Linked DNA regions of Homo sapiens: region 1 is linked to region 2. Evidence: read pairs that join two places in POLR2A ChIA-PET (ENCODE). Cell type or tissue: Panc1. All regions are shown on one strand. Each heading gives the region's core, and the rest is flanking DNA. Links, peaks and the distances in the headings are about the cores only.

The links. Peaks named below come from ENCODE experiments on the same cell type or tissue, not always from the same donor. Only the 100,000 strongest peaks of a DNase experiment are listed, where the experiment ranks them.
Region 1: POLR2A ChIA-PET joins it to region 2 with 5 read pairs; 2 of 35 experiments call an interaction of 5 or more read pairs at or near these places.

What each region holds. Positions count from the first base shown.
Region 1 is chr7:117,070,592-117,074,996 of GRCh38, forward strand. The region is part of intron 1 of ST7 (suppression of tumorigenicity 7); the gene reads left to right. It also overlaps a transcript of ST7-AS2 not described here. Among named protein-coding and RNA genes, the nearest start is that of MIR6132, 53 kb to the left of the region's middle. In Panc1, for the core only: no CTCF peak of the experiment used is centred there; no DNase peak of the experiment used is centred there; H3K27ac peaks cover 583 bases.
Region 2 is chr7:116,629,240-116,633,644 of GRCh38, forward strand. All of the region lies in intron 2 of COMETT (cytosolic oncogenic antisense to MET transcript), which reads right to left. Among named protein-coding and RNA genes, the nearest start is that of MET, 41 kb to the right of the region's middle. RefSeq lists enhancers at 1,172-1,291, 4,200-4,405 and a silencer at 2,922-3,122. In Panc1, for the core only: no CTCF peak of the experiment used is centred there; DNase peaks (open chromatin) are centred at 1,872 and 2,869; H3K4me3 peaks cover 811 bases; H3K27ac peaks cover 3,877 bases.

The DNA of each region.
Region 1 (4,405 bases), core at 162-4,161, 440 kb after region 2:
ATGCAGTGGCGCGATCTCGGCTCACTGCAAGCTCCGCCTCTCGGGTTCACGCCATTCTCCTGCCTCAGCGTCCGGAGTAGCTGGGACTACAGGCGCCCGCCACCATGCCCTGCTAATTTCTTTTTGTATTTTTAGTAGAGACGGGGTTTCACGGTGTTAGCCAGGAAGGTCTCAATCTCTTGACCTTGTGATCCGCCCGCCTCGGCCTCCCAAAGTGCTGGGATTATAGGCGTGAGCCACCGCGCCCGGCCAATGTGAGCATGTTTAACAGTAGTAAATTGTACACTTAGAAATGATTAAGATGGTAAATTTTATGTTATGTGCATTTTTTGTGCATTTCACCACCATCTAAAAAACTATATTCCAGCCTGTAATCCCGGCACTTTGGGAGGCCAAGGCGGGTGGATCATGAGGTCAGGAGATCGAGACCATCTTGGTTAACACGGTGAAACGCCCTCTCTACTAAAAACACAAAAAATTAGCCGGGCGTGGTGGCGGGCGCCTGTAGTCCCAGCTACTCGGGAGGCTGAGACAGGAGAATGGCGTGAACCCGGGAGGCGGAGCTTGCAGTGAGCCGAGATCGCGCCACTGGACTCCATCCAGCCTGGGCGACAGAGCGAGACTCCGTCTCAAAACAAAAACAAAAACAAAAACAAAACAAACTATATTCTAAAAGCTCCATCTTTAAATAAATACTAATTTGTATTACACCCTCCTGCTAGAGAATGACACTGCATTCAGCATATCCAAATGTCTTAGACATCCTGCACTTAAAAAAAAAAACTTTTAAACTTTAACCCAGTATTTCTCAAATTCCTTCTCCCAATTAATTTAACATTTAATATTCTATGGAACTTACACTTGAAGGAGTCCCATTTGGGAAAAAGTTATCTGGGATCTTTCCAGCTCAAACATGTTTTTATTCTTCAAAGACACCATATGAAAATATGGGCTTTGCCAAAGTAAGATATTTGATAAATATTAATTCAGGCCTTCCGAACCTTTTCCATATCATGGCATGTATAGAAAGTAATATTTGTATGGCACACTGGGGTAAACTGACAAGGTGGCTTAGGGCTGAGGAGTGCGGTAACTCAGTTACACCCTTGGATAAAGATCTCTAACCAGGTGTTTAAAAAGTTATCACTGAGGAAGCTGCATGACATAGCTTGTTCTCCAGATGTCATTAGTTAGCATGTTTACACAGAGAAGCATTAGAGGCAGATCATACAAAACTCTATGCTATTTGGTTTGCCTTGGCAGCAATTTATTTTCCACTTTAGAGAAACCAGAAACTCTTCTGATTACCTATGGCTGTGGATATTATTGGTCATTAGACCTAACTGGCAATCCCTCGTGGTATAAGAGTGAGGGATAAGAGGTTTCCAGGAGGATAATACTCTTCCACAGTCTATTTAATATACTCAAATGATGAATTCAACAGCCTCCTATTTTTAAAGCGAGAGCATATATCCTAATGTCATAAGCAGAATAATTCTCATTTAATGGGGGAAATTTTTTTCAACTTCACATTTCCTAGAGGAACAAGTATTTGGTGTAGTAATAGGGATTGGATGTGGGAAGAAAAGGACATTTATATTAATACATTCTTAAAAGAAATACAGCATAGATCAGTGAGTGAGATCAACATTTGTCACGCCTCAGGCCTTTTTCTGAAGTCATCTTCAGCCCTTCCTCTCCACTCTATTCCTCAGTTGGTATCATTCTATAGTATCACATCTTCTGAATGGCTTACTTAAAGATTCTAGACTGATGGAAAAAAACAAACAAACAAACAAGAAATTGATTAGATTTGACAACGACCTACATCATTGTTCAGTTAGTATTTTTATTCAGCTCACCTAGAAACTAAGCAGTCATGATCCACTTAGTAACAGATGTTTTGATTTCAGAATTGCCAGGTCTTCCCCAGATTATCTTTTGTACTTACTGTCATTTTCCCCTTTAAACAACTTTTTTTGGCCTTAGTCTTTACTGTCTTTTCTGAGAATCCTATTAGAGTTTAAGATTTAAAACTAGATGTAGAAATACATCCTTGCTTAGTGTCAGGGAGCCACTGTGAAATCCCATTGACAACCTATTCTGGGCTTTAGAGCCAGAAGTTTAATTACCACCTATTGAGCGAGTTTGATTTGTCACTTCTTGGGTTCTGGCCAGGCAGAGCTAATTCCTCCTAGCAGAGCAAGGTCGGTGGGCAGGAGCCAGAATTGAGAAAGTGACGCAGTCACTTCAGCTTGTCCAGCTTCAGGCGTAGATGAAGGGAGTTAAGTGTGCCAGATTAAGTCCAAAGTGGCACACAAGCATGAGGGGCAATAAGGGCACCTGGTAAACCACAGCAAGAGGGAGTCTGCAACTAAGAAAGGGGGAGTGTGGTGACTAGCAAGGAGCAAGCGCTTGCAATTTTCAGAAGTCCAGGCAAGCTGTGCTGGCACCAGACAGGAAACATTGCGGCTGCGCTTCAGTCAGAGGCTGGCTTCAGCCTTTGAAGGAGACTGACAGGGGGTATTAAGTAGTTACTGGAATGAGACCTGTAAAAAAGGCAGAATAAAATCAGTAATAACAACTGAATAATAACAACTGAAGAAATCAATAGACTATTTAACCACATCTGTAGGCCTCTACACAATCTAGTACTGTGGAGTATTAAATGAATGAGATAGATTTAGAAATAAAAAACCATTCATGGTATATTAAGGAAAATTCAAATCATAGTATATTACATAATATGTTAGTGAAAGGAACTTTGGGACATGGTAGTGTAGAACTCTGTTCAGATGAATGACACAAACACCTTAGGCATACTTTATAGGGACAGATATACTTTGTTTGCCTTTTGTTTTCATCCATCTATCCTGAGGAAGGTCCACAATTATTGAATAATAACTGCCTAAAGTGGTAACATGTCTCTGGTACTCCTGAAAAGAGGCAGCTTGTTGTGGAGGGCAGTGTGAGTGGTTAGGGCCACAAACTTTGGATCCCAACTACCCGGGTTTAACTCTTTCTTCTACTGCCACTACTCGTATGACTCAAGTCCTTAACTTCTCTATACCTGTTACCCCATCTGTAAAAGGGGGACAGTAGTAGTACATACCTCAGAGGGTAGTTATGAGAATTAATAATAATATTTTAGAAATCTGTGGAAAAGTATCTGGCCTATAATTAGCCCTATAAATGTTTGTTAAGCAAATACACAAATAAAATACATACTTTCCCAGCTTCCAGGAATCAGGAACTAACTTAGACTTTTCTTTTCATCTCACGTGGATATTGTTCTCGTGGAATGTTGAACATTTCTTGAAGTATTGTTTTAAGCACTGTGGAAAAAATAATAGTTAAAATTGTTAGCAGATCATGGAATTGGATTTTTGACCTCAATCCTTTTGAAATTAAGAAAAAAATTACACTAGTCACTTTAAACTGGTTGTTCTATATGTTTGTGCTCTAACAATATAGAAACTAGATATTGTTATATGATTTCCTAGATACAGTTAATCTAGGCTGGGCATGGTAGCTCACACCTGTAATCCCAGCACGTTGGGAGGCCAAGGCGGGTGGATCACTTGAGGCCAGGAGTTCGAGACCAGCCTGGCCAACATGGTGAAACCCTGTCTCTACTAAAAATACAAAAATTAGCCAGGTGTGGTGGCGCACACCTGTACTCCCACCTACTTTGGAGGTTGAGGCAGGAGAATCGCTTGAACCCAGGAGGCGGAGGTTGCAGTAAGCTGAGATTGTGCCACTGCACTCCAACATGGGCAATAGAGTGAGACCCTGTCTCAAAAACGAAAAACAAAAACAAGCTACTATCTTGTTTAGATAGCGGATCTTTTCCCCCTCATAGAGAGTGCTTTGGCAGTTAGGAAAAGTAAATCACACCGAAACTGTTTATGGCGACCCCCCTCACCCCACACACTGTGAGCTAGTTAGACAGAAGATAATGCAATTTACAAATATCTGTGGGTGGCCAGGCCTGATTAGTACATGTAAAAGAAAAGTCATTAGATACACTGTGACTTCAAATAATGAGGCAGAGTAATAGGATTTGTTTTAATAAGATTTTGAGAGATTAAACCTCCTAAATCTTTGTAGTTCTGTCAGGTAAAGTTAAGGAAACCAGCACTCCACAACATAAACAATGGTGTTCTATTTAGAACCCCTGCAAAATTAGATGTGATTGGCTTCTCCTAAGACATTGAGTTGTAGTTAGTTGACAGGTTTGTTGGCCAGTAAGCAGTGGTGCTATGGTGAATAGTGCCCTTTTTGTATTTGTATTCTTTTTGGTACAGATGTATAATCTCATAGAATAATTTCAAATTAATTAGTATTGCAGCTGAACTATGTGATGCTATCACAATTTGGGTTAGTGGGTGAATTTAGTAGTTTT
Region 2 (4,405 bases), core at 159-4,158:
AAAAAGCATAGAGACTTTTGAAACCTGTTTTGTTTTCATGTTTCTCTAAAATTTCTCTGGGAACAAAGGCTGTTTCTTGCCAATTATTGGAAGAGAAGGGAAGTATCCTCTGTTCACCTTACCGAGTTTGCCTCTTCAGGGCATGTTTTTGCACAGAGAAATCTCTTACTGTAGCCTCATGCCTTAGGAGAGAGGTCAACAGACTTTTTCTTTAAAGGGCCAGATGGTTAATATTTTAGACTTTGTGGACCAAGAAGCAAAATCAAGGATAGTACATAGACACTTACATAAAAAGAAAGAAAATATATTTTCACAACATTTTTATTGGTAAAATTCAAAATATAGTGATTATAACAATTCGGTACAATTCTTTTGGAATACAGGTCTACTAATGAAAAGAATGAAATTCACTTAATCAGGAGTTTAAAGTTACAGTTCTAACTGGGCCCAGTGGTTCACGCCTGTAGCCCCAGCACTTTGCAGGGCCAAGCTGGGTGGATGGCTTGAGCCCAGGAGTTTGAGACCAGCCTGAGAAACATGACAAAACCTTATCTCTATAAAAAATAGAAAAATTAGCTGGGTGTGGGAGCACACACCTACAGTCCCAGCTATTCTGGAGGCTGAGTTGGGAGGATCACCTGAGCACCAAGAGGTCAAGGCTACAGTGAGCCATGATCACACCATGGCAACAGCCTGGGTGACAGAGTGAAACCCTGTCTCAAAAAAAAAAAAAGTTAGAGTTCCCTATCATCAAATAAATTGCAAATATTTATTTGTAAAAATTATTCTTAGCTCATGGGCCATACAAAATAAGATGGCCAGATTTGACCTGAAGATCATAGTTTGATAACTAAGAGACTTCATAACCGTGCCATGAAAGGGTTAAAAGGCAGACGAAAGCAAAGACCAGCAACAGTAGAAACTGTAACTTACATTTTTTTCTGAAATATATTTATGTGCTTCTTTATTGCACACTTCATTTTACTTGACCTTCTCTTTGATTGGCCAAAGGTATCCATTTGCCTTGGGAGTAGATTAGAATTCTTAAGCAGAAATGAAAAGGGGGAGAAACAATCAATGTTTAGTGACTGACTACTAAAATAAAAATGTTCAGTTCCTAGTAAGACCAGAGTACTGAAGTCAAGCATAGCTGAGAGAGTTAAACTTTTTAAAAAATTATTTAAATTTCTCTCTATATCTAAAGAGCCAGATTTGACTGGCTGCTACCTTCGGTTTCACTCATATGAAGAGACAGGTTTCACTGACTGCTACCTTCAGTTTCACTTAGCCAAAGTGAATTCAAACTGTCTCCACAGGAGAGAAGAAACACTGTGTGTCATTGGGCATTATGTAAGTCACCTAAACCTCGGACTCTTTATCTGTAAAATGGGAATAATGATTCCTACTTCCTATGGTTATGTGATTAAAAGACCTAATGAATATAGAGCACTTTCCACAGTATATGCCAACAGTACTCAGTAAACCTTAGTGCTCTGACTGTAGTAGATAAACAGATCAAACAGTTCATCTTTATGTATGATGTAAAGAATATCCATTACATCTGAGGTAATCCACAAAATGAGTTTTTCCTTAAAGGCGTCTACTGTCTAATCATTCAGGGTCCATTTTCCATGCATTGCTTATGCAAAGCTTATTATCCTCTTCCTTCACAAGGTCCTCTTTTACCTGACTCCATGCTCACTGCCTCACCGTTACCACCTCTCCTAGACCTGAGCTTGCTCTGCCACAAAGCAGGTAGTGTCCACTCCGCCCACTTCTCTATACTCTTGGACTCAGCACTACCGCTTCTATGGGCTCTTCCAAGGTTCAGAAGCCAGGACGCCAGTGAGTCAGTTGCCAAGTCAGAGCCACAGGCTCAGCTGCTGTGACGCGCCCCTCCCCTTGCGTCATTAAACAGTCAGAAGACTACAGCACGTGTCCTTAGGGAAAAGAAGGCTCTCTTGAACCGGTGCAAGCCTCTCCCTTTTCCACCAGTCATTTCAGAGTCTCAAGCTTAAAAGTGTATTCTCCAGCAAAGAAAAGCTGTCCCATACTTAGAGCTCTCCTCCCAGTGAAGATCCAAAACAGACTATGAGCTTATTAATGGTCATTCTCATAGAATTGTAACATTCTAGAGCTGAACAAGGTTTAAAGGTAGTCTAATACAGCCCTTTCATTTTGTAAAAGAAGAAACCGGGGCCCAGAGAAGCTTTGGCTTGTCTGAGGTCACAGAGCCAGATGAGACCTGATTCTTAGTCCTGTATCTTTCCATTAGATCCTACTATTTTCTGTTTGATCTGGTGGTAAAAAGACAGGGTTGGATTACATCATGCATGCCCTTTAAATAATACAATCCAAGTAACTGCCATATTATAGGGACTATTGACAAAAGAAGGGAACACCCTCCTCCACTGAGATCTGCATATATTGCAATAAGCAAATGTCTTACATTTAACTTGATTATCTGAAAATTGAATTTACATAACTAGGAACACATGTGATATTATGATGGGACTAATGCACACCAAAAAGGATGACTTTTATCTACAAAATATACTCTTAGTATCCTGACTAGGGACAATGAAAAATTCAAGATGTTCAATTCTCACCCATCTGCGGTGTGTGTGTGTGTGTGTGTGTGTGTGTATATATATATGTGTGTGTGTGTGTGTGTGTGTGTGTGTGTGTATTTATCCTGACAGTATATGACAGATCAAAATTTTCAATTGGTGAAGTTTCCTATAAACAAGGAAAGACCTGGCCCTGTTATGAGTTTGCCCTTCAAGCTGGAACTCCAGCTGGGACTAAATCCAGTGCTGTGGGGCTCAGCAGTCGATGTTGTTGAGACTGAACACAGATTATAAGGACATTGCATTTATCTAGACTTTGGTTAAATATAAGGGTTACAATAAAAAGAAAGAATATATCATGTCAAATTTGGCCAAATCCATGTAAACTCTAACCTACTTAGCCTACTCAGCATACACATTCTGAACTGTAAACTATAAACATTAGTTGACTGATTAGTCCTCAATTTCACCATGGATTAAATAACAGAACACAGAGTTACTGTGAGACTTGTGGTAGAAAATCTTTAATTCATTCCCCACATATGTGCTAACATTTGATACAGCTTAGAATTTAAAAAAACATAAAAGAAGGCTATAAAGTAAAAGTTACAAAAAAGGGGGAGGAAAAGGAAAAGGAGACAGATGATTTTATCAGAAACTTGGAATGAGGCACTTGTCACAACTAAACACTGAATTTACCCTGGGCTTCCTGACCACAAATAGTAGTGATGAAACTAAGCTCCTCATTTTTATATATTTATAACCACATAGACAGCACTTTGTTTATCTCATTTAATCCCCCTGGTTTCACATATTTTGAAACCAAGGGAATCACATATGTAAAGAATTTTCTGAGTTGCATGGTTATAAGCCAAAACTGCCTAAACTAATGTAATGAAATTACATTATGGACTAATTGAAGGTCTACGATTACTTATCCAAAACTACTGGGAACAGAATTCAGAATTATTCAGGATTTTAAAATGTAATCAATTATATAGAACCTATGTTAAGTATCATATGTTACATATCATATTCAGATAATCTAGGGTAGTACCCTATAATCAGACAGATTACTATTTCTAAAATGAAATCTATAAGGGGTTACACTGGCTGGTGTAGGTGAAGTCTATAAATATCTTCACATAAGTTCACACTAGATTTGATTTTGCACCACTGGAATTTGTCACAAATTTATGAAAAAGTTTAATTTTCAGAGCTTTTTGGATGTAGGAATGGTAGATAAAGAGATTATGCTTATGTGCTCACACACATACAAACACTTGCACATACACAACAAATAACTATACATAAGCGGTGCAAGCTTGGCAGTTTTTCTTAATATCTGTTTGACCTGCAACAAATCATATGAATCTGGGCCATTTTCACACACATTAAAAATAGGAGTAAATGTGGAATTAACCAAAGATAAACTGTGACTAAATGTTGCAAACACTCTTCGAAGCACTCTCCATGAATGAGCATAGCCGGGAGGTTAGCAGACCTGAACGCCTTCACAGCTCTGCTGTTGACATTCCATGTGACCCCAGAAAAGTCACTTGGTTTCCCTGGTCCTCAGATTTCTCTCCTGTAAAATGAGGCCGTTGGAAGTGATGGTCTCTAAGGCCCTTTTCAGTTCCACAAGCTGTGCTTATAAAGTTTTTCATTTTATTCATGTCTATAGGTTTAATTTTTAAAAACAATACCCAATAATAAGGTTTCAAATTATCTCTTGGTCTAATGTGCCTGTTTTTACACAGTGTCAATCATCCTTGAGTCACTGAATCACAAGAGTTTTAGGCCAGTCATTTCCTTCACCGTTTCTAAATACTGTA